Regions from separate parts of the Mus musculus genome. Here regions 2, 3, 4 and 5 are each linked to region 1. The links are chromatin loops, found by intact Hi-C in ENCODE. Cell type or tissue: heart. All regions are shown on one strand. Each heading gives the region's core, and the rest is flanking DNA. Links, peaks and the distances in the headings are about the cores only. Region 1 overlaps Mcoln2 (mucolipin 2). Region 2 overlaps Lpar3 (lysophosphatidic acid receptor 3). Region 3 overlaps Ttll7 (tubulin tyrosine ligase-like family, member 7). Region 4 overlaps Ttll7 (tubulin tyrosine ligase-like family, member 7). Region 5 has its middle 32 kb from the start of Uox.

Region 1 (6,379 bases), core at 820-5,819:
CAGAAGCACAGAAAGTTCCAGTAAGTCCTTCCATGTTGCCTCACAGTTGCCTCTTGTCAATATTAATATCCATGCTTAGCTCTTCCCACCGCAAATTTCCCTGTAGAATCTGGTCTCTTCCTCTCATGTATTCTTCCTTTCCCTCTGCATCAAAGTCAACATTCAAGAGCTAAATCAAAGTCTTCTTGGGGATAGGATGCTCTGTCAGCTGCAGCCCCTGCTCTTTATCAGCAAGAACTCTGAGAATGTGGTAGGGCTGTCCTTTAAATGCCCTGGAATGCATTTCTATACCTCAGTTGCAGAGCAAAGCTTACATCTTACACTTGTCTTAACACTAGAAAGAGACGGGCAGGATGCGGGTAGGAGAACATGTCCCAACAGTGATCACTCTCTAGCCCTCACAAAGTCACTCTGCAGAGCGAGGCTAATGTTGCTCTCTTTGGAGTCTTGCAGGAAGCATCCAGTTGAGCAGATCTCTTAAGCAGTAAGTATGCGGACTGCTTAACAGTTAGACGGGAAGTTCCTGGCATGTTTCCTACTGTCACCAGCTTAAGACAGTAATCAGGCTAAAGTTGGCTTCTCTGAATGCCAGTGACATTTTAACAGCATCTTGGAGCTCGTCAGTTCTTTTGTAACCTGGTCAATCTCTTTCTTTCATTTCAAGGCCTCTAACACTGTGTGCTTCCTGTTTCAGAACTTCAGGTAGCTTGTTGGTCAGTACCTATCAGATCTATGCCTTAGCTTCCTGTGTGAACATGCTCAATATAGACACAATGCCCGTCTCAACATTAACATATTTATAACCATTATACCTCTCCCTCCTGTGTACATATAAGACCTGCTCTAGCCCGCCAGATTACAGCAAAGACCTGATAAAGCATACTGGGTCATCTTTCTACCACAAGAATAGACTAAAACCAAAGTTGTTTTAGTGGCCACATTCCAACACATGGGCATAAAAAAAGCAACCAATGGCGGGAGCTAAAATGTCTTCAGTTGGGTAGCACATTGGCTAGCTCTTAGGCACAGCAAGACCCCATGTCTAGCTGATTTTCTTGTCAGTATGAACAAACACTTGGCAAGGAAGGAGGATTTATCTTCCTTACAGTTTTTTGGGGGGTGGGGGGGTTAGATATACAATTTGTCGTGTCAGGAAGGTGGGGCAGTGGGAGTGTACATAGCCAGTTGCTTGCATCTCAGCAGGACGAGAATCAGACTCTCTCCCAGGTCTCTTCCTCCCCCCCTTTTATTCATTCTGGACTCTGAACCCTTTCATGATGCCACTCACATTCAGGATGAGTCCCCCCCCCCCTCCTCTGTTAGAACTTTCTGGAAATGCCCAAATGCTTATGCCTGGAGGTGTGTCTCCGAGGTGACGCTCAGTCCAGGTGGGTTGACCGTGCAGATTAGCCATCACACCTTGGAAGGCAGGGCAACTGGCTCTCACCAGCAAACTCGCTGAACACTTGACACATTGCAGGCACCAGGGTGGGTACCAAAAACATGAAGAGGAATGAGCCACAGTCTCTGCCTTCTGGGAACTCAGTCGCCCCAGCGCTATGTGCACAGAGACTGCTAATAAACAGTCAATGGGTAGTTCCAATCAATAGTCCTGGTGGTCGTATGAAATCACAGAAGGAACCAAAACCTTTACGTCACAAATGATGCTTGTGAGCGAGCTGAAAGACCTCTCGTCCTAATGCAGATACAGCCTGCAATCGCTATGTCAGAATGACTTAAAGTATGGTTTGAGGCAGGTAATAAGAATCTTTTATAACAGTAAAATGTTTTAGCTGGCTCATTATGAGTAAGCGAAGTGTCTGGGCAAGACCAGAAGCTTTGGAAATGTCACAATTTTGCCCCTGGCCTTAGCAAAGTGCGATGATTTATCAGTGGCTTGTTCTTCGTATTTGTAAAATGGAGATAATACAAAACTATTATTCATGCATCATAGTAAAAAAAAAAAAAGTCCCCTGAAGACAGGAAATGTAAAAGCCACATTAGAGGCGTGCTTAATAATTCAGAATGCAGTGTGAAAGACGATCCGCTGTCTTTAGCTCCCTGTACCTAGGCGTTTTCAAGGAGCACAGTGCCAAAGTCCATTAGTGCTGGAAATGGGCATCGATGTGACGGTTGGGTCCCTGAGGCTGAACCGCTGAAATCAGATGTGTAACAGGAAGGCAGGAAGCTAAAGTCTGCTGCTTTGACTCCAGTCGGTCGCACCAAGTAAGAATTTTCCCGACACCTTCCCTTTAGAGTCTTCTGTTGGCTTGTGTGTTGGAAATGGTGAATGGCGTCCACACTCAAGGTTGCTGCGATTCTAAAAGTGCTAATAACGTTGGCCTCGATGCTCAGCTGTTCTTGATATCAAAGCATGATAACAGAGGCTGGGCAGGCCTGGTGTGACGCTGTGACTTACTGTCTGGGTGACCACAGAAATGCCTTGGTATATCAAGGTTCTCTCTCCGTAAAGGATGGTGCCATCTCACGGGAAAGAGAAGATGGGGTATGGTAGCTCTGACCTCAAAGTGACTCCAAAGGCACATGCGTTAAAGGATTGGTCTCCAAACTGTAGCACCACTGGGCGACCTTAGGAGACAGCGCCTAGTGGGAGACTTCTAGGGATATGCTTTGAAAGGGCTGTTGGAAAACCAACCCTTCCTGCTTCCCTCTTTCCTTATGGCTACTGTGTAGCAAACAGGCCTCCTTTGTCATGTCCTTCCATGATGCACTGCCTGGTCACCAGCCCTAAGGCGATGGGGCCAAGTGACCCTGCACTGGAGCCATGAGCTAAAATAATCCTTTCGTCCTTAAGAGCTGGTTTGCCGGGCATTTTATCCCAGTGACAGAAGACTAATGAGAGGAGGAATAGCCAGGGAGATAAAGAACTTGGACACCAGGCCTAACAAAAAGCAAAGAATAGCAGCCATTCAGTAAACTTCAAACGGTATTAACTTCGAACCTTTCAGAATAATGACTAGGGACAGAACTGCACAGAGCGTGTGACAAAGGACATAGGACCGCTTGTCCGGCTGTCTTGGGACCAGTGGATTGATGAAAGCCTGGTTAGACCCAGTATTTATTTATTCCACACGGTGCAACAGTGCCCTCTAGTGACAGATAGGTGAAGCTGCTCCCGGAGCAGGAGGCAAGCAAGAGGAAGAAAACTGCAAATGCTCTTGGACTTGGTAAAGACAGTGAGCTCTCCATGTTGGAGTTATCATATCAAAGAGCAATCTTTACCCGTGAGTCACCTTCAAAGACGTGACACGAGGCAGGGAAAATCAATAGGATTGTCAGGATTTGCCGCTATGCTGGAGGCTGCCTCCTTGCTCACTGGGAAAAAAAAAATCAGGACTCTTTTTGGACACATTAAATGTAACAGACGGGCAGGGATCGCTGGTATTCCACACTGGGGTTTGATTGGATAGGGACAGCGGGGAGGGTCCGAGCCATGTGTATCACTCATTCTATGAAAAGCTTGCAAACCACATATTTCAGTTAATGTCAAGGTCAGAACTTAGCTTGGAGGAAATCCCTTCTGTTCCTGCCTCCTTCCTCCTTACTGGGTGTCTGAGGAGTGTGACAGGATTGTGTGTGACATGAGAGAGACCCTGGAAGGTCCCACACAGCACTACTCCAGTCAGTAATGGTGACTGCTATTCTTTTTCTGTTGTTCCAAGGACCCAGGGACAAGGAAAGGAATGCCATGAGGCGCAATGACCCTTTTCATTGTTTGGCTTGGAGCACAGCCTCACTCACTTCTTGTGATGTTCTACCGATCAATTATATCATTGTTTTGAGACAAAGTCTCCTTCTCTTCCTAGGCTAGCCCAGAATATAGCATTTCGCCCAGGCTGGCCTTGAACTCACAGCACTTCTTCCTCAGAGCTCTCAGGATTGACTATAGCTTGACTATAAGCTTGGTCCTGGACTTAGGATGGTACTGAAAGGAAATATAGTTAGAAACTCAGCTGAGACGCAGACCTGAGACTGTCAAAACCACCTTCAAGGATGTGTGCGTATGTTAAGACAGATGAAGTGCTCACTCCAGGCAGGGCCATCACTCTTCTCTGTCGCTCTCAGCCAATGTGGATGTAGACCCTAATGCTTCACACTAGAGCGACTCTATCATAATTCCCTTACTCTTTTGTTTTTAGCTTGCTGACAGTGATCCCACAGGTAAACACTGTTCCCTGCTAATCAGCTGATTGAATGTGTCAGATCCTCAGCCTGGCTCAGACTACTATGAGAGGTGTTCTTATTCCAATATCCTAAAGTGAGTTCACTATCCCGAAAAGGAGACGGCAGAGAAATAGAAAAAGAAGCATCAAGACAGACATCCAGGGTGTTCGCTGGAGAAGAGTGGCAGAGATACGTGCTCGAGACTCAGGCAAAGGGCCCCACGTGCCCTCGATGCAGAAAGAATTGGTGCTACACACCTTCTCGTGGTACGGTCCTAAGACAATCCAGCCGCAGAAGGTGTACCCCAGGTAGATCATGCCAGCGCAAGCACAGAACCGGAGAACTTTGGGCAGTGAGGCTTGCATGGTTAAAATGAGCACCTGGAAGACAAAGGCGCGGACAGCTCGTCTCGGAGGATGAGAACCAGCTGGCAGAACTCAGAGGAGGAGCCCGTGTCAACCACAATGGCACTTCTGAGAGCTTACGTTGTACGTCTGAAAGTAACCCAGATATCTGATGACTCCAACCCAGACAAAGAGCGTCGACGTCCCGAGCAAGATGCTGCACACGTCATAGTTTGTGAGCTTCTGAGGAGGGAAAAGAAAACAGCTGAGCCGACACCCCAGTCCCCTTGGCTTGCTTACCTCACTTTAACAGATGAGAAGAACTGACTGTCCCCTACCTATGTCTATCACCCCAGTACTTGGGAGGCTGAGACTACAGAATCAACATGCATTTCCAAGGCCAGCCTGGACCACATAGTAATTTCTAGGCCAGCCTGGACTTCAGAGTGAGACCTTGTTTCAAAACAAAAATGAAGAAAAGGAAGAAGGAGAAAGAGAATGAGTGGGGAGAAGGATGAAGAAGAAGAGGCAGAAGAAGAAAAAGAAAAAGAAGAAAAAGAGGAGGAGGAGGAGAAGAGGAAGAGGGGAGAGGAGAAGAAAGAGGGAGAAGGAGGGGGAGGGAAGGGGAGGGGAAGGAAGAAGAGGGAAGCTTCAAATTTTTGGGTTTTATTTTAGTATTTTTTAGAACTTATTATTCTGAAATAGGACTTGCATTTGCCACTGGCCTAGGCATGAAAGGGCCTGGTGTTTGGCAAAGAACAAGCAATATAATCCATTGACTTTCGGAAGCAAACTCCAGTGTGACTTACAGACACGAGTTCCTGCTCTCAAGGGATTCTAGGCTTCACTGAAGAGACAAGCAGCCATTTAATACAATATGCTAAATTCAATGAGAGATATGCTGCTGACACTTGTCCCAGAGGCCTTCGCATGGGGATGACCTGGAGCGCAGCGGGACACACAGCGCAGGCTGGAGAGAAGTCTACGGCATAGGGACAGAGTCTGAACACACCCCGAGGCTGAGGCCTGGTGTGTGGAATGGCAGTATTAGAGCCAGGATGGAACCAGAGATAAATGATGGGGACCCTAGAGGCCATGATGAAGCGGAGGTCACTTCATCCTAAGTAGATCCTGGAAGGCAGAAAGGATGGTAACAGCAAGATGGGTAGTTTCAGGAAGACTGCCCAGCCACTGTACGGCTGGGTCTGCGGGATAGAAGGTCAGAATCACAAAGCTGCTGAGGGAGGCCAGGCCAGAGAGGGAGTCAGCCCGAGGGAAGCCAAAGGAAGCTGGAATAGAGACAGGGAGACCCTGTAGCTATGGTGAGGGCAGTTTTGTGAGAGTGATGTAGAACAGAGAAGAGAACAGTTGAGAGACTCAGCCTAGTCGTGAGAACAAACCAACCAACATATGCAACTGGTCAGACCATATAGGCACTTGAGAGCTGGGGATCTCTTGGCCATTGGGGCTCACAGCATCTGCGATGCCTCACACCTGCCACTGGCCCTTCAGGTGTTTAGGAGAAATGTCTGCTCTGTGTACCAGCCGCCTCCTTTGCAACTTACATAAGTAAATAGATACATCGAAAAATAAATGAATATAAAGCCCATTCCCTCAGTCTCCCCAAACTTAATTCCTGTTCAAATGATGCTACCTGCATTCCTGGAGGAAGGCCATAGGGTGTCACCTTCCACAGCGCACTCTTCCTGGAGAAGAACGTGAAGCAATGGGTGACAGAAAAGAGAAAACACAAGAAGCAGGCTAGTCCCCAGAAAGATTCCCCAGAAAGACTCCATGTCTTACAGGATGACCTGAGGTCATCCGGGACAATATAAGGTTCTAGATGTCAC
Region 2 (6,379 bases), core at 849-5,848, 93 kb before region 1:
AGTGGAAAATTCTTAAAGAATGTGGGGAGTAGTGGATATGTGTGGGCAACCATATTAATCCTTAAAAATGGGAGGAAAGGGGCTGAGATATGGCTGGTAGAGTTGCTTACCTAGCATGCACGAAGCCATGGGTTCTACCCACTGCTCCCACTAAATAAGCCAAGTGGCAGAGCACTTGGAGAAGCAGATGCAGGAAAGCCAGAAGTTTAAGTTCAAGATTAGTTACATTGTCTTTTAAAGGCAAATTGGGGCACATGTGACTCTGTCTCAAGTGAGTGTGGGTCAGGAAAGGAAAGAAATCCTGGGAGGCCCAGTTCAGTGAGCCCCTACCAATCTTTTATAAATTCTAGGGAAAAAAAAAAAACTTAAAGGAATGGTGTGTGTGTGTGTTCTGTCTCAACACACACTTATTACTAGGAACTACCAGGGTTCCAAGAAGCCATGATAAGATCAAGTTTGCATCTAATAATAGAATCAGCATTAACCAGTAGGCATCAGTCCACTGGCACCTATATGGGGACAAATGGACAAAATTAGGAATGCATTTCTTGGAGATTAGGAGAAGACAGGATGGGTCAACTGTCCTCTAAAACATGCATGCTGATAACACAGAAGAGATTAGCATGGATGTGTCCTGGGGTGCTCTAGGAGGTCACGTGGAGGCGGACAAAGAGCTGAGATTTGGATGTGAGACTTCAAGTAAATAGAGGGATTTAGGAGAAGTCTGTATGTGCAGGTCCAGTCTTCCTGGGCCACGTATGTCCTTTGTCTACATCATTCTAGGATGCTTACAGGGAGATTTTAATGTTAAAAATAGATGTGCTAAATAATTTTTTTCACTTAGAGAATTGTCAAATTCTGTGTAACTATGAGATTCAACTCATTATAAAATAGACAAATTTGACTTGTTTTCAGGACATACGCAGTTCCTCGCCTAAAAACTGATCAAGGTAAATTATTAGCTTCCCATGTTAGCTAGGCATCTGAATTACAAGGGAATTTGTGTGCATGTGTGTGTGTGTGTGTGTGTGCGCGTGTGTTCGGGTACATGTGTGGGAGTGCACATTCACATGTGTGTGCTTAGACAAACTTGGATGCTATATTTACATGTTGTCCACCTTGTTTTTTGAGATAATCTCTCGTGAGCTTGACACTCATCAGCAAGTGCCAGGGATGTGCCCTGTTATCTCCCCACCACTGAGATTATGTTCACGCACCACTATCAACCCACCACTGAGACTGCGTTCAAACACCACTACATTCAGGTTCTTTTTTACATGGGTTCTGATGATCAAATTCAGGTTCTTATGCGTACAAAGCAAATATGTTACCCACTGAGCAATCCCCCATTCCAATAAGAGAAAATTTTAATAATTTACCTTCTGATCCCCCAGTGAACCTAATACCATCTCTGGAAGTGTGTAGGACTCATAGATTCCCTGGGTGAGAATAAGGTACAGTCCACTTTGTAAACCATCTCTAAACTGACCCCCAAATCATTCAAGCAACCTGATCCGGATGACAAAAATCACTGACTCCATATTTAAAAGGGAGAAACAGGCAGGACCTTTTAAAATGAGACAAACATATCTCTAGTGATCAAATTCTTTATCACAGATTTGGGGGAAAAAAGTGCTCATGTTCACATGTATAAATCAGTGTACAAACTCTAGCCTCAAAATGCATCTACAGGCAAGACACACACGGTCCTCCCCTGGGCACCATCGCTCTTTGTTTTGCTTTGCCTTCCCTACTCCGCTAATCTGAAGTCTAGTTTTCTTTCCAAGCTTAGCTTGGTTTTCTTTCCATCACACACAGTGACCAGTCCTTTCTTTCAGTTCCTCCAGTACCTCCTAGTGCAACATCCACATGCCTGAGTGTGTATTACCTGCTTCAGTCCATATTACCACTCCCCCTCCCCTGCCCGCTGCCCAGAGCTCTTGGCCATGCAGAGTGCTTAGAGCTTTAGATGACTCCCATTTAAAGCCCAGCCATACAGAATTGCTGTCTTAGTCTCCTAGGTGATGAACTTTGATATTTAGAGCACTTGAGCTTGAGGCCTGGATGGAAGGCCCTACTCCCCTGCACAGGCTCTTAGCCTTGTGCATTATTTAAAGTGATTCTTTTTAATGTACAGCCCTTATCTCCAGGCCTTTCATAACCCCCGTAAGCAAGCAAGCTTTACCTTAGACATTTTTGTTATTCTTAGCATGAAGCAGCGGAGGAGATAAGTCAGATGAACCTGACTGGAGGCTATGACGAGCCACATGGCTGGGCAGTATGCTAGCTAGCTGCCATCACCTGCCACTGCTGACAGTGTACTCTCCTGCCTCTCAGGACTTGGCAGGAATGGAAACCAGGCCCAAGACCCCAGCAGCTCTCAGAGAAGAGCTCTGGGGAAGAAGCAGTCTGTGGAGCTGGGTACTGAAGGTCAGGAATGACTGTGCAGAGGGGTCAGAAAGAGCTCGAGGCACCCGGGGACTCCCGATCGCCCCAGGATGGTTTTAAATCAGGTAAGCCAGTGAGGGAGTCAGATGGAGCCGAGAACTGGAATCTAGACCAGCTCCTCTGTAGTACTCAGGAGTGTGGCTTATGCAGCTCAGCCTCCAGGTGCCTCCTTCAACAACTTCACCCAGAGAAAGGAGCTAGGATGCCCTCAGACATCCACTCTGGATGATGGATTAACGTCTCTCCCAAGCATCTGAAATGGCGTGAATTATGTGCCCTTCTTGAGAGGATTAAGAAAACATTCCTTTGTACGGTTCATAAAGGAGCGCCAATAAGGAAGACTGGGGCAAAGGTTTCTCTGTCTCTGTAGCAGCTCGATGGATCGTGAAATCAATTTAGTAGTTCACAACCGGCCCTGAGAAGAAAAATGAACTGAGCAGAAAGCATCGGCATGTATAAAGCACAGTCAAATTATATTTGTTTCACAAAATGTGCTTCAGTCATACGTGTGTATGTGCGCGTGTGCGCACACGCGCGCGCACATGGCTGGGATTTGGAAGCTACGGCATTTCTTATAGCAGATCCCACTTTAAAACTAAACTCGAAAATCTACTTCTATATATTAGTAATTTTCAAATCACTTTTTAAAGGTGGAAGAGTACCTTTCCCAAAGGCCCTTTCTCATCGGGATTTTCAGTCTTTTTTTTTTTTTTTTCGTTTTCTTTTTGTCTGACTAAAGAAAGCACGGGATGGGGGAGTGTTGGTTAAGCCACACACAGCAAATCTGCTCTCATTTTTATCACACAGTTTCAATCTGTTCCCCGGGGGTGTCAGGCTTTTGAACGCTTGTTCGCCCAGCTGGTGGCGCTGTTTTGCCAGGCTGTGGAATCTTTGGAAGGCGAGGCCTCATTGGAGGGAGTAGGTCACATGGGAGACGGGTACTTGGAGGATATGCCTGTCTCCTTCATATTCCCCACCACCACCCCTCCCGTTTCTTTTCTGCCCCAACTTCTCACCAAAACGGACTAAGCAACATCTGATGCACTACCTTTCTCATTGTGATGGACTAGAATCCTCTCTAAAGCCCCTGCTATGTTGCTTCTGTCTGGTAGCTGGTTGTAGTGACAAGAAAACCCCAACTCACCTACACACAGCTTGACCCTTGGTGGGCCCACCAACCACATTCTGCAAACTACTGCTGTACACGGTAACTTTTTGATACTATCAGCTCTTATAAGTCTTCCATTCCATAGCCAAGCTTTATCTACTGTCTCAGTAGATAGAAAGAGGTTAGACTGTAAATCTGCTCCCAACTGCATCAGGGCTGCCTCAGGAGGGGACTCCACTTACCATGTCCGTTGCTACCAAATGAAAACGGGATGTGAGCTAGGTATCTCCCAGTTTAACCAGTTCCCCCGGGGGTGCTTTAGCATGGTAAGCCATGAGAGCCACCAGCCTGGCCAATGCCTCTGAAGACTGGCATAAGTCCAGCTGAAAAACTGACCAGGGTCTGAAAAGGTTTGAATGGATGGCAGGAGATGTGTTTGAGGGCGAGAGGGAGAGACAGATCTTGAAGACATGTTGCTTTCTTGGATCTAGGCACTGAGGGTAGAGTAAGAATCAGGAATAGCTGGGAACTGTATGTCTGGGATTGCCAAGCAGAGGAAACTGAGGAGGGCTCTCTCTGGGGGTGGGTGAGAAAAACAGTTGTTCCGTTATAGGCACTTAAGAGTGTGCATGGCTTTTTACATGTAGAGCAACTCTGAGAGCAATGCATAAAAATGTTGACTTGGGAGCCATCAGCTCTAGGCTGCAACTGGAGCCATATATGCTATTCTGTCAATAAATATCTACTAAGTAAGTGCCTACCACAGCAGACACCAGAGGTGACTGTCCTCATGAAGACATTTGAATGAGAAGCCGAATTGCCTTCGTTGCCAAGTGACAGGTCAGTTGTCCTAATCACACACGGTGATTTCTTAATGGCGTTTGATGCTCTTTTGGTACCCATTTCGAGTCTCACTAATAATCTAGTAAGACGATGAATGAACTTTCTTCTCATAATCAAATAAACTAGCTTGATTGCCATACTTAAAAACAAAAAACGAGGAGCTATCAAAGTCAGTTTTTAATCACACAGGAGAATATTCACACCAACCACTGAGATGAGAATTTGATGGCTTCAGTTTAAGGTTATCAGAAGCATCCAATTAAAGACACATCACACACACACATTAGAGGTCACATCAAGGGACAACAATGCTCCAAGCAGGCAAATTGCCCTCAGTCATGTATTTAAGATGGTTTAGCATTCCTGCGGGTGGAGGGGGAGGGTGACTGTCAAATTGGCTGCAATTGTCAACTTGACAGGGTCGTTGAGTTGTCTAGGAAGAGGGAACCTCACGTGAAGAACTGCCAGATCAGAAAGGCCTGTGGCTATGTCCGGGAGGCATTTTTTAAAATTGCCAGTTGGTGCAGAAGGGCTCAGACCACAGTGGGTAGTGCCATCTTTGGGCAGGGGCTTCCTAGGTTGTATAAGAAGGTAGCTGAGCAAGCCATGGAGGGCAAGCCAGCCATTAGTGTCCCCAGTCTTTGCTTTGGTTTCTGCCTATGTCCCGTGATGATGGGCTGCAGCACGGAGGACAGAATAAATCACTCCCTTCCCAAGCCGAGCTTGCTGATGGTGTTCACCACAAGAGATAAGCAAACTAAAACAGGATGTTCACATGGTTAGAGCCTCCAGTTGCACAAAACCTAATCTCCAGGACTCACATGCTTCTCTTCCCTGCCTCTTAGACATGTATCCATATTTTCATCTGTTTAAAATGTTACACACGCAATTAAAAAAAAAATTTTGACAAGAGAGTAGCTCACAAAACACTCGTAATGACAAAACCAGCCACGCAGCCTAGTCTCGCTGTGGCACATGGACTACTAATTTCATCAAGAGGGAGGATGTAGTTTCAATCTGTTCACTCTGTCATTCTTTGTTTTTAGCCCAGGAGAAAAAGCCACAGAGTGAAAAGCAATAATACCAACCCAGGAAGCCACAGGGCTGTCTGAGTCACTAAAATAGAAAATTACAGCCTCACATAAAAATCAGGTGGTGACCCGAATTCTGGCGAAGCAGTCTTCGTGTTTACAAAATAAAATCAAAGCGAAGCAAAAATGCAAAGTAAATAGGTGTTTTGAGTTGAAGCTTTATAATGCATATGGCATACACTAACAGAATATTTAGGGGGAAGTGTTCTCACGATATGGAAGGATTTGACCCATGATTTAGAAATGATGCTTCCAGACGTCGTTTGTCTTCAAATTCAAATTCATTTACTGACAGCATTTTAAAAGTCTTAAAAAGTCTGATAACCAAGAAAAAGATTTCCCCATGTCTGAAAGGAGTGATATGTATACTTTAGCAAATCTGAACTGCTTCATACAGATGCTGAGTGGGGGTGGGGGGGGGTGCGGGGTGTGTGTGGGGGGGTAGGGATGGGGACACACGACACTGCCCAGAAAGACTCGATTGACACAACTGTTTCCACTGTCAAGACTCCTGATTCTAACAAGTAGTTTCTAGACACTTGTTTTAAATTTGTGGCCGGCTTCAGAAAGTTGGGTCTCTTGGTGCCAAGCACTTAAAAACACAGCCTGAAACAGGCTCGGCAGCTGGAGCCACAGCTGGCGCCTAATTCTAGTCTTTAACTTGGGGCAAGAGCTGGAAATTATAAACTTTGTTAGCAAACACTGTGTCTGCCTCAAGATCCCGCTTTCAACAGCTTGTGTGTGGACCCCCAACACCTCAGAATCTCAGTTCTCTCAAAGGTCTCCTACCATCTGAGGAAGGTCAGCTGGGAGCATGGGGCAGAGAGCCAGCTGTCTGGTATAATGTAAACACTGATAGACACCGGAGTACCTCTTTAGGAACAAGAAG
Region 3 (6,379 bases), core at 722-5,721, 730 kb before region 1:
TCATTGGTTCTCATTGGTTCCACACATGGGGCCTGAGCAGGGCTCACGTAACACCTGTTCTCTCTGAAGATCACAAGCCTCGTGCTTCAAAATAGTGTGTGAGTTCCCACGCCCTCTGCCTGAGCTTCTACTTCGACAGCCTGAGCTACGGGCTCTTCTGAATTTCCTTAAGATAAAAACACACAGGCTGAAGAGTGGACTTGGAGATAGAGATGGAGGCGTGTCATAGGGAGACGACTGTAGCAAGATCTGAGAAAGCTCTAACTGTGAGGAGAATGCATCAAATTAGAAGTTAACCAGGCCCAGGAGAGACAGCACAGAGCAGAGCAGAGAGGAAGAAACGATGTGACAAGCCTTGCACAATGCAGACTCTGAAAGGGAGGGGAGGATTAACTCAAGTCAAAATAAAGATTGTTATTTATAGTGGAGGATGCTCTGTGTTCCAAACAGCAAGGAAAAGCATCCGCCTCGAGTAGGGAGCGGACAAACCATGAGCAAGAATGGGCAGGAGATGTGGAGAAAATAATGAGAAAACCTTCAGCCTAGCACGGCTTGGAGAACATAGGGAAGGATTAAGATACAGGAGCTATATATAAAGTTTCGTCACAGAAGCTTAGCCCTGGTATTTAACAATACCCCATTTGGGGTTCCTAAGAAGAAAGACAAATTACTTAAGGAGAGAAAAGCTCCCTCTGGCAGTTAGGTGGGAAAACGGAGCACTCTGGAGTCATACAGCAGCTCTGCCTGGGTGAGAATGAAGTCTGTAACACTGAGTACAAGGCAAGAAGTCCCCATGGTTCCTGATTTAAGTCACTATGATGTGCTCAGCACAAAACCAGCTCAGAAACACACGTGCCGTGTGCCGTGGTGCCCTCCACGGAAGAGGGAAGCCAGGTGTGCAGCACGCGAGTGCTCTAAGTATTAAAACCTGTGTTGCGTCCTGTGGAGAACAAGAAGGTATGCATGGAAGAACCTCCATGCTCATAGCGTTAGCAATGTCTTGCCCCTTAAATGATCTGACCTCTGAAATGACCGAGAATATCCACAGATAACTTCTGAGTCAGTATCATCCTTTGTAAAGCTAAAGATGCACCAGGGACACCCGTGGGTTGAACATGTGGCGCTGTTACATTTGAAAATTTCACGTAGAAAGCATCGCTGACATAATCTAAAGTCACGGACAGGGTACAATGCAGGTACGTGCACCTTCTGCCCCGCAACAGAAGCCAGGTGCCAGACGTCATGTCATTTTCTCGTCTTGCTTTCCCAGATAAAACTAGGTCTCAATAGCAACTGCTAACTGCTAGCAAATACTTTAAATAAAAGGATTCCTTAATGTATTCCATAACCTTTCAAGACATCATTGATTTAAAAAAAAAAAAAAAGGCGTAAAATCACTGGTCCATCTTCAGGGCCCTGTAGTCTCGGGTGCCATGAGCTGTGTTTCCCAAGGCAACAGTCGGGCACACAGCACAGAGCAGCTAGGTTAGATAGCTTCCTCTCTCTCTCTTTTCATTTTCCCTTGAGGACACAGGTTTGCTGTGTGTATCCAAAGCTGGCTTCAAACCCGCAATCCTCCTGCCTCCTCTAGTCAATCCCTATCAGAATGGGTCAAAGCCGTTCCTGTGTGATAGCATAACAAATACCGGGCTCCATGGCCCTGCGCCCTCCAGGCGGCTCGCCCCTGCCCCGGCATGTCTCCCCTCAGATCTTTCTTCCTACTGTCTGCCAGCTCATCTCAGAAGCAATGACATCTTTTCTCTTTTTATGGAAGCCAGACAGAGAGGAAAGACCCATGAAGGCAGAAATCCGTTATAAGGTTTCCCAAGTGGCTCTGGTGTGTAACTTTTCTCCAAGGAGAAGGAAGGTAAGTCAGAGGGTCTCCTACCACACCAACACCACGCCAACCTTGTACTTGATGGTAAAGACTGTGATTTAATGCAGTTACCACAGGTGCATAGGGCTGTGTGGGGCAGCAAACGCAGTGGACACAGGGAGATGAAAAGGTGTCTTAAAACACCGTAGGTTTGCAGGATAGCATGAAGAAAGCCGAAATGAAAAATACAAAATATAAGAGATTCACAGTGCAAAGTCAGTTTCTCACATGAGTGACTTATCTGTACCAAAGGTGGTGAGCCCCAGCCAGTGGGGCAAAGACTCACCTGATGTGTGTGGGACCCAGTGAATGTGGAGAAAGCTCACCTTGTACTTGAGGGACCCCAGAGAGTCGGATAATGCTCACCCAATGTTTGGGGGAACCACAGCAAGCAAGGAAGAGGGTCATCTGGTGTTTGAGGGAGTTCCACAAGTGGGGGAAAGGCTCACCCAATGTTTGGGGTACCCTAGCAAGCAGGAGAAAGCTTCACCTAATGTTTGGATGACCCCGGCGAGTGGGAAGATGTCTCACCTGATGTTCAGCAGCTTCAGCGCGTTTAGCAGAACCCCCCTTTTAACATCATAATCGATTTTCTGATCAGTTCCAAAGCTTGGGGCTCGATTAATCTGAAAATTACAGAGAAAACAATAAGCTCGGTTGAACGTTGGAGATCAACACCTAATCCAGTTGTGTTTCATAAATGTATGTGGGATTTCCAGTCATGAATCTCTGAGCTCTCTATGGAAGATGCTCTGGACCTCACCGCCATACCTGTCTTTCCATTACCCTAGGGAAAAGAACTATAGAAAACCATAAGCAAACATCTACTTTTCCACCCACAGGCTTAGTGTTAATTGCCAGCATTAAGCTGACCACTCTCTTCAACCACTGACTCTTCCCATCAAGTCTTAGGAAAGTTAAATGCAACTTACCTTGTAAGTTGGGAAGACCCATAATAGAGAGATTACCAACATAGTAATAGCAACACATGTGTGTATGCTTAGGATGCAGGAACCACCAGCTCCCTCGGTTCACCACCCAAGATCTTCCTGATGAATTCTATTGCTTCCTAAAATATAAATTTAGTTTCTCTCTACCTAACTCAATAGTGAAGCACTACCCTTCTGCAAGGATCGGGTCAATCCCTAGGAAAACATTCCTAAAAACACACTGGACACAATTTTCCATCCTGAAAATGTTCTCAGTGCTTGGAAATGTCTTAAGTTTGCCGATCATTGCCCAGATTCTACGCAGCTAGAAGTTCTCCTCCTCAGACACGCCCTCCACTTTACTCCACACGGTGGCGCCAGAAGGTCTTGAACGCTGCGGGTGAGACCCACAGCGTTGTCAATTGGCAGCAAGCTCTCAAACTGCACACTTAAGAATCTAAACGTGCGCTATACTCACAGACAGCAATGCTACGGGGTTTTTGTTATTAACTATTCTGAGCTGAGTAAGGTATAAACAATGAAGGATAAGGAGTAAAAATATGTTTATGAGGAGGTTTAAAAAGTCTGTAGAGTCCAGCTGTTCAGTAAGCTGTAACCTAGCTAACTCAAAGCTCCTATGGGCAAAGGCTTTTTACCAAGGTTATGTCACATTTTATAAAGTTCTTATTCCAGAAATCCTTTCATTTCCTCCTTTGTGAAGCATAAGAGTGCCTTCGTTCTTCTAGCCATCAAGGATAAATGACCAGGACAGGCGCAGAGGAAAAGTCGGCAATAGTCAGGGAATGAGTCCCAGGGTCAACGTGTTCAATCTTGGGAACAAAAATCCAGCCCTTCCTAAGACACAGTCAAGGACTCTTCCATTCAGGAATGGCAGATACAGAGGAGCCGAAATGACTCAGACAGGTCTCATTATTAGGGTCCAAGCTGGACTAAAATTCCAGCTAGCAGAAAAATGAATGTCCTTGAACATACAACACAGGCTATTTGCCCAGAATATATGAATATACTTCTCTCTGTCTCTCCCTCACTCCAATTCAAAATGTGTACTTTCCTTCAAAATACGGTTTGAATCACAATCTCACATAGCACTCATTCAGGTTGCTTACAAAAACCTGGAGACTATGATGCAATTTCTTACGTCAAACAGCTACCCTAAGAGGGGGACAAACCTCTGGAAGGAAAGGCCATGGTTGATTCTAGCTTCTGTGGCAGTAGGTTCCTTAAAATATAACTCCTTCTGGAAACACAGTTCAAATATGTGCTGCTTCCCTGACAGATGGCTACAAACAGTATGGAGTAGCCCCAAGAAGGCAGGCTCCTTCTGTGAAGCCAGATTGGGGGTCCCAGAGAGAACATCTGGATGGGGGTCAACTGGACAAAGAAAGATCCTAAGGTGCCTCGGGAGTAACACAGATAGATATAAACGTGACTGGGCAGGACATAAACAGAGATTGTTTGTATATTCTGTACATGGTTCCATATGTTAAGTGACATTTTATAATAAAATTAATAATGACAAGAGGGTACAGGCAGCAAACCCAAAGACACTCGGTTTTCAGAAATATCAGATGGCTGTGAGGGAGGATGTATGTCCCCTGCAGTGTTAAGTACTGGGTACTGAAGAGTGAATCAACAGAACCCTCTCTCTCCATGGAGTACTTAAAGACACAGTAAAGATGGGGGCCAGAGGCAGTGCCCACCCAGAGGAGATACAAGATCCACTGTCCAAGCAGCCAATAACTCAGCGTCAACAAGCCCACTCTACGGTAAAGTGGAGATTCGATAGAAAATCCTATCAGCCTTGGGAATGTTCTGGCCCTGGAATTTTCATTCACTCCCTTCCACATACTCCATTCAGGCCTCATTCCAGCCAGCAAGCTGGGGACACCTGTGCCAAGTACACATATGACAGATGGGTTTTAAACACATATAAGGACTGTGACGGCTTGATTTATTTTGACATTTCTTAGAGAACCCCTTACCTCCAGAAGCCATGGCTTGAGCTTTCTATCCAACAAGATGTCGAACCCCAGGACTTCGAAGCAGACACTTTCGCTCCCGGGGGGCTGACCGGGTCTGCACATCCGGTAGGCGTGCAGGACGTGAGGTTCTGCCACAATCAGAGTCTTTACCACCAACTCCTGTTGAGATTGTGATAAAAGGCATCGGCATGCTTTTTTTGGACATAGTTTCATTTTTAAAAATGACCTAGGGAAAACTAGCATCCTTGGTGGCTTCATGGCGCTCTTTGGCACCGCCCCCCCCCCCAATCCTGCTCTGCCCTCATTCCCCAACCCCAGCTCTGCTCTTTGCCCACCTATCTCTCTGCCACACTCTCTGAGTCTCTCTAGTTGGTGGCACTTCTTCCCACTGAGGCTCTGTGCTGTTCCATCTTCCTGGAGCATCTTCCCTTAGATTCCCATGCCATCCCAGACAGGACTTCCACAACCATCTTTGAAGCACAGGCATGCTTGAAATGCATCCTACTAACTACCTAGGGCATGCAACCAATGGATGCTTTTCTATCTGTTTGAACAAGACACTTGTACTTCTTTTTTTTTTTAACCATCCCAGTGTCTATAATAGGACCTGGCATTGGAGATGCTCAAAAGCATTTATAAACAAAGAAGAAGAAAAGGGAGCATAAGCTAGTTCTGTACAAATGGAGAAGAATTACAAGGAAGAAAAATTTGAGGGAGGGTGCAGCATTCCCCAAATAGCCTTTATTCATGGCACTGGCTTGTACTCCATAAAGGTTTCCCTGAGAACAGAATACATCCCAGCTATCAGTTCCCAGAAAGCACACAGCAGCTCACAATCATCTAACTCCAGGTCCAGGGGATCCAATGCTCTCTTTCATCCTCCACAGGCACCAGCCACATACAGTATACATACATACTCTCTCTCTCTCTCTCTCTCTCTCTCTCTCTCACACACACACACACACACACACACACACACACACACACACACACACGTTCAGGCAAAATACTCATACACATAAAATAAAAACAAGTATTTTTTCCAAGAGGAACCACACCATGGACTAGGGAAAGCAAGTGATTTTCCTGGCTTCTGCTTACATTGGCTTCTTAACTCCTTCTGTCTGAGAACGACAGCAAAGACCTTGACTCTCTGGGTCAGACATCACAGTATGCACCTGTAGTGGCTATTCCTGGTTGTCAACTTGACAATATTTGGAATGAACTACAATCCGGAATTGGAAGGCTCACCAGTGACCCTTATCTGGAGGCTTGGAGATCCTTATCTGGATCTTGGTTTGAAGATCTTGAGCCATAGTGGCTATGGATTCCAGAAGATTGAATCTCCGAGTTTAAGGAACACACCTTTAATCTGGGCTACTCCTTTCATCTGGGATTAAAGGTGTGGTGGAACACACCTTTAATCTGGGCTACACCTTCTGCTGGAGACAATATAAGGACATTGGAAGAAGGGAGTCTAGCTCTTGCTCTTGCTCCTTCACCTGCTTGCTGCGTGAGACTGAGTAACTGCTAGATCCTTGGACTTCCATTCACAGCTGCGACTGAATCAT
Region 4 (6,379 bases), core at 548-5,547, 760 kb before region 1:
CGGTTTCCCAAAGAACTTGATACTGCCCCTCCCTGTCAGTGGTTGTTCCAAACTATTGTCACCCATGCGCAAATGAGGAGTCTTCATCGTTAAGGCAGAAAGGAAAAAAAGAAATCTTACTCTCTCCACATTACCACCACTTCATTTTGTCTCTTCCCCCAGCTCTGAAAAGTGTCTGCACCAACTACTGCTTTTTTCCTCTTCGAGACTCACTAATAGAATTCCCTCAGACTGCTCAAAATTTGACTGTGGTCACCACTAACCTCCATGTTTGCCTAAAACAACAGACAGGTTGATGCTCTACCCCCAGCAGCAACTTCCAGCACAGTACATCAGTCTGTGGCTGAGGTAACCTCATGTGGCTTCAGGGACCCCCAACCCCTGCTGTTTTCACTGGGCACCACCTGTCTCTTCTCAGTCCTCTTCAGAGAATCCTCCCACCTCCCCATTCTTACCTGCAGGAGTGGCCCCTGGGCTCACAGGGTCCCAGAAACTCCAGTCTTCTCTTACAAACTTTCGACATAGTCCTGTCCAGCTCTATTCCTTGAAATGCCTTACAGCCTCCACATCCAACCTCAACTCTGCTCTCAAACCCATATGTACATCAAAAACACTCAATATCGTCACTTGGATAGCTAGTCAGTACATCTACCTAGCATATGCAATATCAAAGCACAAAAACAGGGGGCTGGAGAGGTGGCTCAGTGGCTCAGAGCACTTGGTCTTGCAAGAGGACCCACATTCAATTGCTAGCACCCACATGGAGGGTAACACGTGTCTGTGACTTCAGCTGCAGGAGATAAGACACCTCTCCTGACCTCTCTGGGGTCCTGAATGCACATGGCGCAAAAACATACACGCAGATATATACATATATGCACGTAAAATAAAGTAAGCATTTTTTTATGTGTATGACTGTTTTACTTGTATGTATGTCTGTGCACTGTGTGCATGCAGTACCCTTGGAGGCCAGAAGAGAGTGTGTGTCTCCTGGAACTGAAGGTTATGAGCCTCCATGCGGGTGATTGGAATAGAACCTGGGACGTGTAGAAGAGCCACCAATGCTATTAACTGCTGAGCCATCTCTCCAGTCCTTAAAATAAATACTTTTAAACCCACACAACAGGCCTGCAGAATCCAAGCATCCCTCCACACCCTAGCTGACCAGTCCTGCTTCTTGCCTCAGTTGCCCTAAAAACCATCTCACCACTTTCCACTCTATGCCACATTCTCTCTTCTCAACTCTAGTCCCCTCCAGTGGTTCTGAGTCCTTTCAAGTTACTAGTCAGACTACAAAAGTCTCAAACTTTTCCAGTGACATCTCATTTACTAAAGTAAAACTCTTTCTTCTCGAACCCCATAAAGTCTCAATCTGAGCAATGACCCACCATCCAAATTCATCTCTTATAACTACTGTATCACTTATTTTCCAATAAAAATTTATCATGTAAATAGATTAATAAGTAAAACTGTGGTCTATCATCCATATACACATCAAACTAATTTTTATTCCATGATCTTTGTTCCTGCTCCCCGCTCTGCTGACACACTGATTCACAGATATCTGCTGTCACACTACTCACAGATATCTGCTGACACACTACTCACAGATACATGCGGACACACTACTCACAAATATCTTCTGACACACTGATTCACAGATATCTGCTGACACACCACTCACAAATATCTTCTGACACACTGATTCACAGATATCTGCTGACACACTACTCACAAATATCTTCTGACACACTGATTCACAGATCTACTGACACACTGATTCACAGATATCTGCTGACACACTACTCACAAATATCTTCTGACACACTGATTCACAGATATCTGCTGACACACCACTCACAAATATCTTCTGACACACTGATTCGCAGATATCTGCTGACACACTACTCACAGATATCTGCTGACACACGGTCCTAAACCTTGTCTAACATATAATAGGTGCACAGTGTTTGTTGAAGAAATAAGCAAATAAATGTTCATATGTAAACTTGTTCTGAACTTAAATAAACATTTTAGCTTAACGAACATATAAATGGCCAAGTGATCTTCATGTGCTACTCACTTTCCGTTGTTTTACAGAGTCCAATTTTATGAGCCAATATGAAGCCACTTTTGTTTTATAATGCTTCCAGTTATCCATGATCTATTGGGGGAGAGAAGTTAACAAATTTAGGCTAGAATGCTCACAGAGAATAGTGAATGACCCTGTTATCCATGACTGTATTCATCCGTGCAGTGACAGCACTATGAGAGCACTACTTATAATAACAATTCTACCATTCATAGAAAGATACCTGCAGAGATTTAGACAAGTCAGAGGTTCTAAACCTGAGCCCATTTCTTTCTCTCCAGTAAGAGTAATATCACTCAGAGAGTAAAAGCCAGAAATCCTTGGATACACACATTTTAGGTAGGACTCCAACACAGATTTTTCTATCTTTACTCACAGGGCTGTGTTACCCACATAGTGATAGAATATTGAACAATACATTCAAAGTCAGCCTATATTCAATTAGAGTTCTACTAGCCCTTTGTTTTGTATTACCTACAGAATTCTACAGAATTCCTCAGTATACACCCTAGTAATGGATACTGTAGCAAGCATTCAAGTCTGGAACACAGCAGAAATACAGCAAAGAATCTAATGCCTGACATTAATTATTAATTACGTTTCATTGATTGTATAAGCCTAACAATCTTCTTTATGGAAGAATCGCAATAGCCACATACATTAGTGTCTCTCTCTCTCGTTTTCTAATTAAAAACAGCAGACCTCAGTGGAACCAAGGTGATCGCTCAGTGGCTAAGAGCACTCGTTCCTCTTGTAGGGAACCTGGGTACAATCCCTAGCACCCACTTGGCCACACATAGTCTATGACTCCTGTCCTAGGGGCTGTGATGCCGTCCTTGACCTCTGAGCAGCGGGCACACATGTGGTGCACATACACACACGGAGGCAAATATTCAATAAAAGAAATAAATTCGAGAAGAAAATATCAGATCATAAAAGACAGACAAAAATGATGTGCCTGCTTCAAAGTTACTGGCTTTTCTTAGAAATAAACATTATCAAAGTGAGTGGAAACATTTCCAGGCTGGCGATGAAGCTCGTTGGCCAAAGATGCTTGCTGCCAAGTGTAACCTTCTTCTAATCCCTGGGACCAACACACATAAACACACTAAATAAAAAAAAATGTAAAACATATCTATCACAATGCCTTATAAAATTTTCAATTTTCTTTTGTTGTAACAAGCTCCCTGACAAACAGCATCTAACTTTCACTTTTGAAAAAAAAAACAAAAAACAAAACAAAACTTAGCACAAAATTCAAAAGACTTGGATACTTAACGATAATTCTCTAATAACAATAATATGATGCCGTTGCAGATTTTTGCAGCAAGAAATCTTTCTCTTGTTTCGTTATTTCTATGCACTTGTTTCATATCATTGGATGAACAATAAGAGGACCCAGTGAGAGCTTTGGTTCTTATTCTACATATGACCACTAGATGGCGCCTTGTCTTCTGGGGAAAAGAAAATCACAAGCCACCAACCCGACCCTCAAAACGTTCTGTGGCCGATGGATGACCTAACTGTGGGCATTTATAAAGCGTGTTGGGCGGATAAGAGAAACCTTGAGTGAAGAAATGTTCTTCCATCAAACCATTCCCGTGACCTTGGATTTCTTTTTAAGAGAGGAGCAAGTCCTGACTGCGGAGCGTTTGAACATCTGCCACCCAAACGCTCCACTAGGTGGCGGGCGTGAAAATAACTCATCCAGGCTGTTTCAAAACGTGATTTTCCAGGCATCACCTGTAATTCATCTTGACATTTTATACCAAGGCGCTATTTTCATCCTGTCTCTTTTCATCTTAAGCTCTTCAACTTAGTTTTTAAATAGAAGAGTTTACCCTGATATTTCTTTGATCATGAAGAACAGTTATTATTTGATGCTAATTATTCTTACTTGAAAGCCTTATTATATGATAAAATGTTCCTAATAACTAAAATGAATTCTTTTACTTTGTAAAGTTTCTGGGGGCTAAAAGCAATATCAATTACATTTCCTATTCAATCAATTATAATTTGATCAGAAAATACATTTTTTGTATGTGTGTAGATGTATAGGAGGCATGTGTGCATGTACATATGTGTACAATGCACATATATGCTGGTGTTTATGTGTGTGCACATGTGTGTGCATGCATGCCTGTGGAGGTCAGAGGTCAGGCTTGAATGACGTTTCCCTGGGAGCTGCGGCTCACCTCTGGGAACTCTCAGGAGTCTTCCTTCCTCTGCCTTTCCAGTACTGAGGTCACAGCTGCAGGCCACCATGCCAGCTCTTTATGTAAGTTCTGAGGACCCAGCCTAAGACCATGCTGGCTCAGGAAGGGTTTTACCAACAGATCTATCTCCCTGGTCCCAGGCAATACATTTTAATGCTCTCAGAAGAGTAGACAGATGCTCTTTGGATTTTATACAAATACTCACATCTTCTATCAGGAGCTCCGACTCTGCGTCTGACTTCCCCGGAAAGCGGATTCTCATGTCCTTGAGGACAAACAAGGTCTGACTGGTGAGGTCGTCTTCCTGCTCTTTGGTTTTCAATTGCCGCAAAGACTCGTTCTTAAATTTGAAAGAATACAGACACATGGAGGGGGTCTTATTCCACTGTACCAGTATAATGTGAAAGATAGTTTCAGGTAAAAGGGACACATTGTTAATTTTTTAAGTGGACATTTATTTGCGAATGTTTAACATTAAAATGGTTATTATTTGTAAGAATGTCTTTTGTATTTTCTCCTGGTTGTATTTTATCTTGCTCGGGATATAAACATTACCTATGAGTAATTCAAAAGGACTTCCTAATTTGTTTCACTTGCCACCGATTCTTGGATTGGATAGTAAGATCAGTCATCATTATGAAGGGAGTGAATTCAGTTATATCTCCAGAGTTCTCCCACTGGAAAGACTCGTTCTTAAATTTGTTAATGTTAATGAAACAGAGACTTTATATAACTCTCTGGTCTAGCTCCAGCAAAATATAATAAAACCACCGACTTTCTCAATTGTAAATTTCTCTAGTTTATGCTGAAAAGGAGATATTCCTTGTTAATATAATCTGCAGAAAGCATTCTAAACAGCATCACGCCTAGGCTCGATGAGTAGAATTTTTTAAACCAGTTTTTAAACTATTGGAGTCTAAAAGAGGCATTTTCCATACACTAATTGTGCTTGTTTCTATAGGAGATTGAGATATTGCAAGAAAAAGAAACGTGTTTATAAAAACGATTACCAACAACGTTATCCTCCTGCATCAGGAAATGATTACCAACAACGTTACCCTCCTGCATCAGGAGATAGAGAACAATGCAGTTTCCCAGGGTCATGACTGAATTACAGAAGGGATTGGGGGTTCCGTCTCCCCATCCTCTCAGCTGATCCCCTCTCCAACTGCATCGAGTACAGTGTTCCTCAACTTCAGAAGGACACAACCCACTGATAGCTTACCAGAGTGTTGGTAGAGCCGGTGTCACTGCCGTGAGGCAGGTGTCTCGCGTAGGATGAAGCGCGGTTTAAGGAATGTGACCGGGACGCTGACGTTGGTCTTGCTAATGGTATCACTTGTTGAGAAGAAAAGGGGCGCACATCCCCTCTGGAAGGTAAGTGAGCAGAGATGGACCGAGGGCAGCTGACCGAACGCCTCATGGAATCTAGCGATGATGGAGAAGTGGTGCTGTTAGTACGCTTTTCTGCCTAGTAGGTCTCCACAGACTAATGCTTAGACCCCAGTGGTGGCTGGGTGACAAAGGTCAAGTCTAGACACCATCGCTAGGAGAGAAGTTCTGGTGTGTAAAGAACACTTCTGCTGGGAAAACACTAAAGAAGACGTCAGTGCTAAGTTCTCCAAGTGTGATGTTAGAGACACAGAAGGAAAGAGACAAACACCCATGAGCATATAGGTCCTTCTCTTTGATGTCACTCTTATAGAAACCTGGGCAGAAGGGGTGTGTGTGTGTGTGTGTGTGTGTGTGTGTGTGTGTGTGTGTGTGTGGAAATGCAGGAACACATATGCCACAGCACGCGTGTGGAGTTCAGAGGACAACTACAATTTTCAGTCCTCGCCTTCAGCCTTGTTTGAGACAAAGTCTCCTCATCGTTCATCATTTACTGCTGTAGATGCAAGACTAGTCGGACCCCCAGCGTACAGGGAACCCCCTGTCTTCACCTCCAATCTTTCCATAGAGACACAGGAGCTACAGACATGTCACAGCACCCGGCATCATCTGAGTTCTAAGAATCCAAACCTAGGCCCTCACACTTGCATGGCAAGCACTTCACACACTGAATGATCTT
Region 5 (6,379 bases), core at 665-5,664, 380 kb before region 1:
GCCAATTTGGGTAGGGACAAAATTAATCCCACTCAAAAGACAGAAAAGCAACAGGAGCGAAGCAGTGAACTTGGTGAGTCACGGAGAGCAGTGCCCAGAGCTCAGGACCATCTGTAGATCAGGACTTAATCAGAGCTTCCTGGTGACTCAGCTTTACGCGTCTTTGAGGAGGAGGAGGAGGTCTGGGAACCAGGGACAGGCTGGTCCATGCTGTATGACTCGCTGGGTTTTCCCCATGTCCAGGAAGTCAGGCTTGTAACTAAATTTCAGTCCCTTCCTGGTCCAGGTGGGCAGGAAGTGCCTGAGTTCTTTTGGGTCACTTTTGGGTCATACCTGGGGGTGGGAGAACCCACCAAACAGGACTGGCTGTTCCTGAGTCTTTGTACCTTGGGGGTGGTTGGCATCACTCGTTCCACAGGTATACACAAAACGAAGAAGTCGGGGCACACTGACAGAGGCAGGGGAATGACAGGTGGAAACACAAAGAACGAAGCAGTCGGGACACACTAACAGAGGCAGGGGAATGACAGGTGGAAACACAAAGCTCTTAAGTGCTGCTGTCTGGAGCCATTTAGCTTTGGCCTGCAGCCCTGCGTGTGCACCCCAGACACTCCTGAGGGCACGGCTGGACTATCACACAGCAAGATGATGGATGTCTAAAGTGAGCTATGAAGAAAAGGTCAACTTGTGCTCAGAACATTCTGTTTAAGAAGGGCAAAGTACTACATAAAGCATCTTAGAGAAATTACTTTCCAAAATAAAAATGTTAGGTTGGCAAGTTTAGGTTGCATTATTCTGGCTTTTAATATCATCGCTACTTAAAATATGAAATTTATTTCAGGTTGCAATATTGAAAATCTCATCCAAAGATAATTGGGGATTTTTTTTATGTTCTTTCTGATGTACAAGCATGAGTCACACATAAGTTATGCACATATACATGTATTTTTGTGTGTTGTTTTAAAGATGGTCCCTTGTGTATGTGTATAGGTACAAGCGCGTGCGCGCGTGCGCGTATGTGTGTGTGTGTGTGTGTGTGTGTGTGTGTGTGTGTGTGTGTGTGTGCCTGTTCATATGTCTGTGTACCACATGCATAAGTGGGATCCTCTGGAACTGAAGTTTGTTACAGTTGGTTGTGAGCTGTGTGGGCGCTGAGAACTGGATCCAGGGCCTCTACAAAAACATCAAGTACCCTTAACTGATGAGGCCACAAAACTGTGTGTTTGTTATATGTCGTGTGTATGTGTTATGTCATATATGTGTTTGTATGTGTATGTGTATATGTGTGGTGTGTGTGGCATGTATGTATGTGTGGGATGTGTGTGTGGGATGTATGTATTATGTGTATGTGTGTATGTATGTGTGTAATGTTTGCCTCCCTCCTCTCTCCTATCACCATCTTCCAAGTTTTCCTTTCTTCCATCTGAACTCGAGCTGTTTTGCTCAGTGTTCTGCCCTGACTCTCATCTTACTAGAGATACTGTCGGCAATCAATCTAATCCACTATCGATTGCTCCGATGGCCACCATATTTGTACTTCTGATGTAGTTCTCACTCACGTGAGACTTTGTACAAGACTGTGTACAAGGACACACAGGGATGTGTGTAGCATCTTGTCTGGAGGGAAAACCCAATACATCCAACAATGTAACTTTGGGGACATGAGGACTTTTCATTTTCTTCCTTCCTCCATCTTCACAATCACCTCTAGCCCTCAATTCTGCCTCCTCTTTGCTGTTTCACATGTGGAGCTACCGTGACCAGGAAGGTAAAGTGCTCCGTGTCCTGAAGTATTTACAGTGCTGAGAGTCTTGCTCTACACTGAGCACTTCGTACTTAGGAGATCATGTCATGACAAGATGGAAGTCAGGGAGCAGACTCTTCTCTGCTGTGAGTGGATAAAGGCTGAGAAGGGCAAGGGGTTGCCTCAGTGCTCATGACTGGCAAGGAGGGAGCCAGGATTCCATTGCTGAGCCCCGGTCTCCAGGATTTTCAATGAATGCCAGTTTGGGTCTAGTCTGAAAACAGGTTTCCTGAAACAGGTAAACTAAGCATAAGCCTTCTGCAGGGATTTTCCAAAGATCATATGGAAGTAGAAATAGGCCAGGGAGCTTGATGGAGACTGTTTTAGTGCCTCTGATCTGAAGGGCAACAGTTTGTGAGATGGAAGGTTATGTAGGATTAATTAGTGATGTATCTCTGACAACAGGAATGCGTAACGGTCGAGCCACAGGGGAATTTGCTGCTTGACCTCACTAGCGCCTTGTGAATCTCTGCATTAACAGGCAAGATCTAATCCCACTCCGTGCCCTTTAAATCCATCGTTGCTGTGTTGCTGTTGATGCTCTTGTTGTTGATGATGTTGTTGTTCATGATGATGACAATGACACTGTTGCTGTCAATTTCAAATTAACACACCCCTACTATCTTTTAGAAAAACAAAACAAATTACTATGGAAAAAAGTCAGCCATTTCAGGGCTTTGGTGAAGAAGATGTAGGGTTTCTTAGTGCTAAACTAGATTTCCTTTTCTCTTAAAATGTTCATACAATATTTTCACAGTGGGGTGAGGGGAAGATTCCTGACAGGGTATCCAATCACACACATTATTGAATAAGAATGGCTGTATATTAAAAGATTTACTGGAGGCATAATTTCTAATTCTTTCTTGATGAAAACGTGCTTGTGAAATAAACGGCATAAATTTCTCTGAATCAAATAAGAATTCTAGGAAGTAAAGAATTTTTTTTAATCTTTAATATTTCTGCCTGTGAGCTATTATTGTTCTCTGTAAGAGAGTGGAGCAATTATTCTGAAAGTATAATCCTTTGAAAAAGAATTCTCTTCATTTTGGTGCCTCTGTATTATTGGTTTGGGTCTACATATATGCATATATGTTTGCTAAGTAGATATAAACAAATGTACATAGCTGTGCATGAACACATGGTACACATATGCACTGCCAACATGCCCAGATATTAATGAGCCAAGCTAGGTCTCTTGTATGAACTGCTATGTAGAAATATACTGGCTTGATTTTCAAATCCATTGCATCTCTTCCTCTTTATAAAAATACGGAATGCATAAAGTATTATACAGAGTATAATGTTTTCTTCAAAATCAAAGTAGCATCCAGGTAAGAGAGGGCCCCTTTTCTCCCGTTCTCAATCCGCTGCTACCCACGGCCTTCTAGACAGGATCCTTCCAGCCGCCTCTGAGAACATCATGTTCCCATTTCTGTCTCCTTGAATCAATTCACTCAAACAAAAGGTCGTCACAGACAGCAACCCAGTCTGGCTGATTTGACCATTTTAACGAAAATCAGAGTCTTTGTTTCTATGTCAGGAGATGCTGACCTGTGCCACAGCCCCAGCCCCCATTACAGCTTTTAACACCCTCACAGCCTTCCATCCCACCACCCAAGCCACCCCCTGCCACCCCCAATCAGAAAGAGACTGGACAGAACAGAGAAACAACAAAAAGACAACCAAGGATCCCGTCCTATGGCAACACGCCTCAATTATACTGGCAAAAATAGCTATTTTAAAAAATAGCAACCACGAGGGAGAAAATGTATTGATTTTTTTTTCATTATTTTTTCCTCCTGTTGCTAGGATGTAGTCATTATTAAAGAAGACTTGTTGCCTAGGTGAAAAAAATCTTCCCAGAGTAAAGGAACAGTGCGCCCCCTGCTGACCAGAAACGTACGCTGTTGGATTTGATTTCCGGGGCATATTCATTGTTTTTCTTGGTTTTGTTTTGCCTCCTCCAGCCCCAAGTTTAAAACAAAACAGATGAGGTTAGACACTTTGATCAGACAGCTTCGAATTTCACCTGCAAAGTTATATTCCAAGGATTTCAGAAACACACATAAAAGAATCTAGAGAGGTCCCTCCCCAGCCCCCCCCAGCCCCCCTCCCCCATTCCATAGACATGAAGGAAATCTGTCAAGGCCCAGGTCTTCTGCTGCCTGTGACTCTTCATCTCTAGTTTTTTAACTTGTGTTGAGCCTGGCACTTACGGTGGCTCTGACCTACTGATTTTAGTTATTTGGCCATCAGAACTTGTGGGAAAACCCAAGACAAGAAAGTACTTGTATTGCTAACAGGTAACTTTTGATGATCACTTAATACTCATAATAAAAGAGAGAGAATTCCATAGAAATGTTGGTTTCTTTCTCCCTGGGAATAATTGACTTCTAACATTAAAACCAAGGAAGGGCAGAAGTGGGCCCATCACAGTTTAGATGTACACGTAAGCCCACACGACTACACTCTGCCCATGAAGCTATTGTCTAACAGAGCCTGACTCCGTAGCCAGGCTGAAGAATTATCAATATATTAATCTGTCCATCCAAGGTAAAATCATGGCATGGGTTTAATCAGCTAAAGAGAGGGTGTGGGAAATGAAAATGGCTGAGCTAGATGGACATTTGGGGTACCCCGCCAACGCTGTTTGACAGTATGTTAATGGGAACTGAGTCAGAGCACCCAAAGACTCATGAGGGCAGCTAGGAGAGATTATCAGAAGACAATAAAATTTCACAAGAACAGTGGGCAATGTCAAAGGCAAAGGGAAGGTCATGAAAGATGAGCCCTAATGACCTCAAGAGAGTCTGGTTAGAAATCCAACTTTAGTGTGAGCTTAAATGATAAACAAGAATGTAATGGCAGAAAGTAAAATAATAATAACAATAATGATAACGATGTAAAACTATCATAGTGATGTGAAGAAAACAACCAGACAGCACACAGGGAGAAGGCACAGGAGCTAAGCTTCCTAAGATTAACAGACGGGAGACTGAAGGTTAATAAGGAAGAGCAGCTGTCCCCAGTCCCTGTTGAGCAGAGGAAGAGGTTCGGGCGTTCAAATTTCAGCACCACCAATATTCACCACCATGGCCAAGGAAGGCATAGCTGCTGTGGGTGTAATGGATGTCAACACTGCTCTATAAGAGGTGCTGAAGACCGCCCTTATCCACAATGGCCTAGCACAAGGCATATGCAAAACTGCCAAAGCCTTAGACAAGCACCACGCCCATCTCTGTGCATTTGCATCCAAATGTGATGAGCCCGTGTATGTCAAGTTGGTGGGGGCACTTTGTGCCGAGCACCATATTGTCAAGGTTGGTAACAACAAGAAACCAGGAGAATGGGTAGGCCTCTGTAAAAATCCATCGAGAAGGGGAGCCACAGAAAGTGGTTGGTTGCAGTTGTGCAATGGTTAAGGACAATGGCAAAGAAGCCCAGGCCTAGTGTGTCATCGGGCAGTACTTCAAATGCAAGGAATGAGCCAATGAACAGGGAGGGAAGACCTGATTGGTCTGTCCGAGTTCAAGAGAATGTGAAGAGAAAGCAACAGCGATGATCAAGCATGCAGGCCGAGTCTTGGAAAAGAGGAAGCATGCATTTTCTTCTGGGACCCCTGGCAGCTAGGAAAGAAACATGAGAGATTTTGAATGGGGCTGGTGAGTTAGGGATGACGGTGCTGGGAAGAAAGCACAGAGCCTGGCTATATCTCCACGCCAGAGCAGCGCTTCAGAAGACAAAGAAAGGAAAACTGTCAAAACAATGATGAAGGCCTTGACGAAGGGTTTTAGTTCGGTGTCAGAGACCTGGACTGATGTGAGCAAGGCCCTGCATTGGAAGCATAGCACAGAGAGAGACAGAGAGAGAGAGAGAGAGAGAGAGAGAGAGAGAGAGAGAGAGAGAGGAAGAAGGAGGAGGAGGAGAAGGAGGAGGGGGAGGGAGGAGGGAGAGACAGAGACAGAGAGAAAGCAAGCTTATCTAGACAGTGTTGAGGGATAGGTATGGAGGTGGTTCTGATGCTAAGGTCCTGTTCCCCAATTGGTTCTTGCTCTGTTAGTAAAGAAGCGATGGGCCAATTGCTGGAAGGGATAAGGGGGACTTCTGAGTCTCTGTAGGCAAGCGGAGAGACATAAAGGACTTCCAGGTCCCTGGAAGCAAGGGACAAATGCAAGGGAAGAGAGGAGAGATGAGTTGGCCATGCTTCTGATGGAGATAAGTTGACCAGCCATGTGAGATCTAGAAACATACAGGCCATTCCTATAGCAGGTGGTCAGGGGCATTTAGCAGGGACTAGATGTAACTTAGCAACTAAAGTTTAGGGCAGGTGGGAGGTGCAGAGATAAGAATATTCATAAGGGCATGCTTTTTCTAAGAGGGAGATAGTAGCGCCCAATAATTGGATCAAAAGGCAAGTTAAAATTGAACAGCTGTGTATCTGTGTCTTATCGGTGGATTCAAGGGAAGCTGGGTGGGGGATGGTAACACAGCCCGGTCCTGGAGCTTAGATGGGGTAACAAAGCTACACACAACAGATAGGTTGTAAGGCTGGAAACAGGGAACTGAGGTGAGCTC

Evidence for each region. Hi-C counts contacts between places; a loop is a spot of excess contacts. Peaks named below come from ENCODE experiments on the same cell type or tissue, not always from the same donor. Only the 100,000 strongest peaks of a DNase experiment are listed, where the experiment ranks them.
Region 2: it touches region 1 in a loop (5-fold over the local background); 19 of 42 quality-filtered maps call a loop at or near these places.
Region 3: it touches region 1 in a loop (2.5-fold over the local background); 11 of 42 quality-filtered maps call a loop at or near these places.
Region 4: it touches region 1 in a loop (5-fold over the local background); 14 of 42 quality-filtered maps call a loop at or near these places.
Region 5: a loop joins it to region 1, with 2.3 times the contacts of the local background. A loop is called at or near these places in 2 of 42 quality-filtered maps.

What each region holds. Positions count from the first base shown.
Region 1 is chr3:146,181,860-146,188,238 of GRCm38, reverse strand. Mcoln2 (mucolipin 2) reads right to left here. Exons shown (of 14, transcript NM_026656.5): 10 at 4,671-4,772; 11 at 4,443-4,565. Among named protein-coding and RNA genes, the nearest start is that of Mcoln2, 35 kb to the right of the region's middle. In heart, for the core only: a CTCF peak has its summit at 3,120 (motif pointing left); no DNase peak of the experiment used is centred there; H3K27ac peaks cover 952 bases.
Region 2 is chr3:146,274,605-146,280,983 of GRCm38, reverse strand. All of the region lies in intron 2 of Lpar3 (lysophosphatidic acid receptor 3), which reads right to left. Among named protein-coding and RNA genes, the nearest start is that of Lpar3, 57 kb to the right of the region's middle. In heart, for the core only: a CTCF peak has its summit at 3,309 (motif pointing right); a DNase peak (open chromatin) is centred at 2,343; H3K27ac peaks cover 4,628 bases.
Region 3 is chr3:146,911,818-146,918,196 of GRCm38, reverse strand. Ttll7 (tubulin tyrosine ligase-like family, member 7) reads right to left here. Exons shown (of 21, transcript NM_001357217.1): 9 at 4,809-4,967; 10 at 2,408-2,502. Among named protein-coding and RNA genes, the nearest start is that of Ttll7, 63 kb to the right of the region's middle. In heart, for the core only: a CTCF peak has its summit at 3,166 (motif pointing right); a DNase peak (open chromatin) is centred at 3,176.
Region 4 is chr3:146,943,363-146,949,741 of GRCm38, reverse strand. It overlaps Ttll7 (tubulin tyrosine ligase-like family, member 7), which reads right to left. Exons shown (of 21, transcript NM_001357217.1): 16 at 5,534-5,736; 17 at 4,514-4,648; 18 at 2,084-2,164. Among named protein-coding and RNA genes, the nearest start is that of Ttll7, 94 kb to the right of the region's middle. In heart, for the core only: a CTCF peak has its summit at 3,638; no DNase peak of the experiment used is centred there; H3K4me3 peaks cover 475 bases; H3K27ac peaks cover 253 bases.
Region 5 is chr3:146,561,787-146,568,165 of GRCm38, reverse strand. No RefSeq gene overlaps it. Among named protein-coding and RNA genes, the nearest start is that of Uox, 32 kb to the left of the region's middle. In heart, for the core only: a CTCF peak has its summit at 3,687 (motif pointing left); a DNase peak (open chromatin) is centred at 3,695.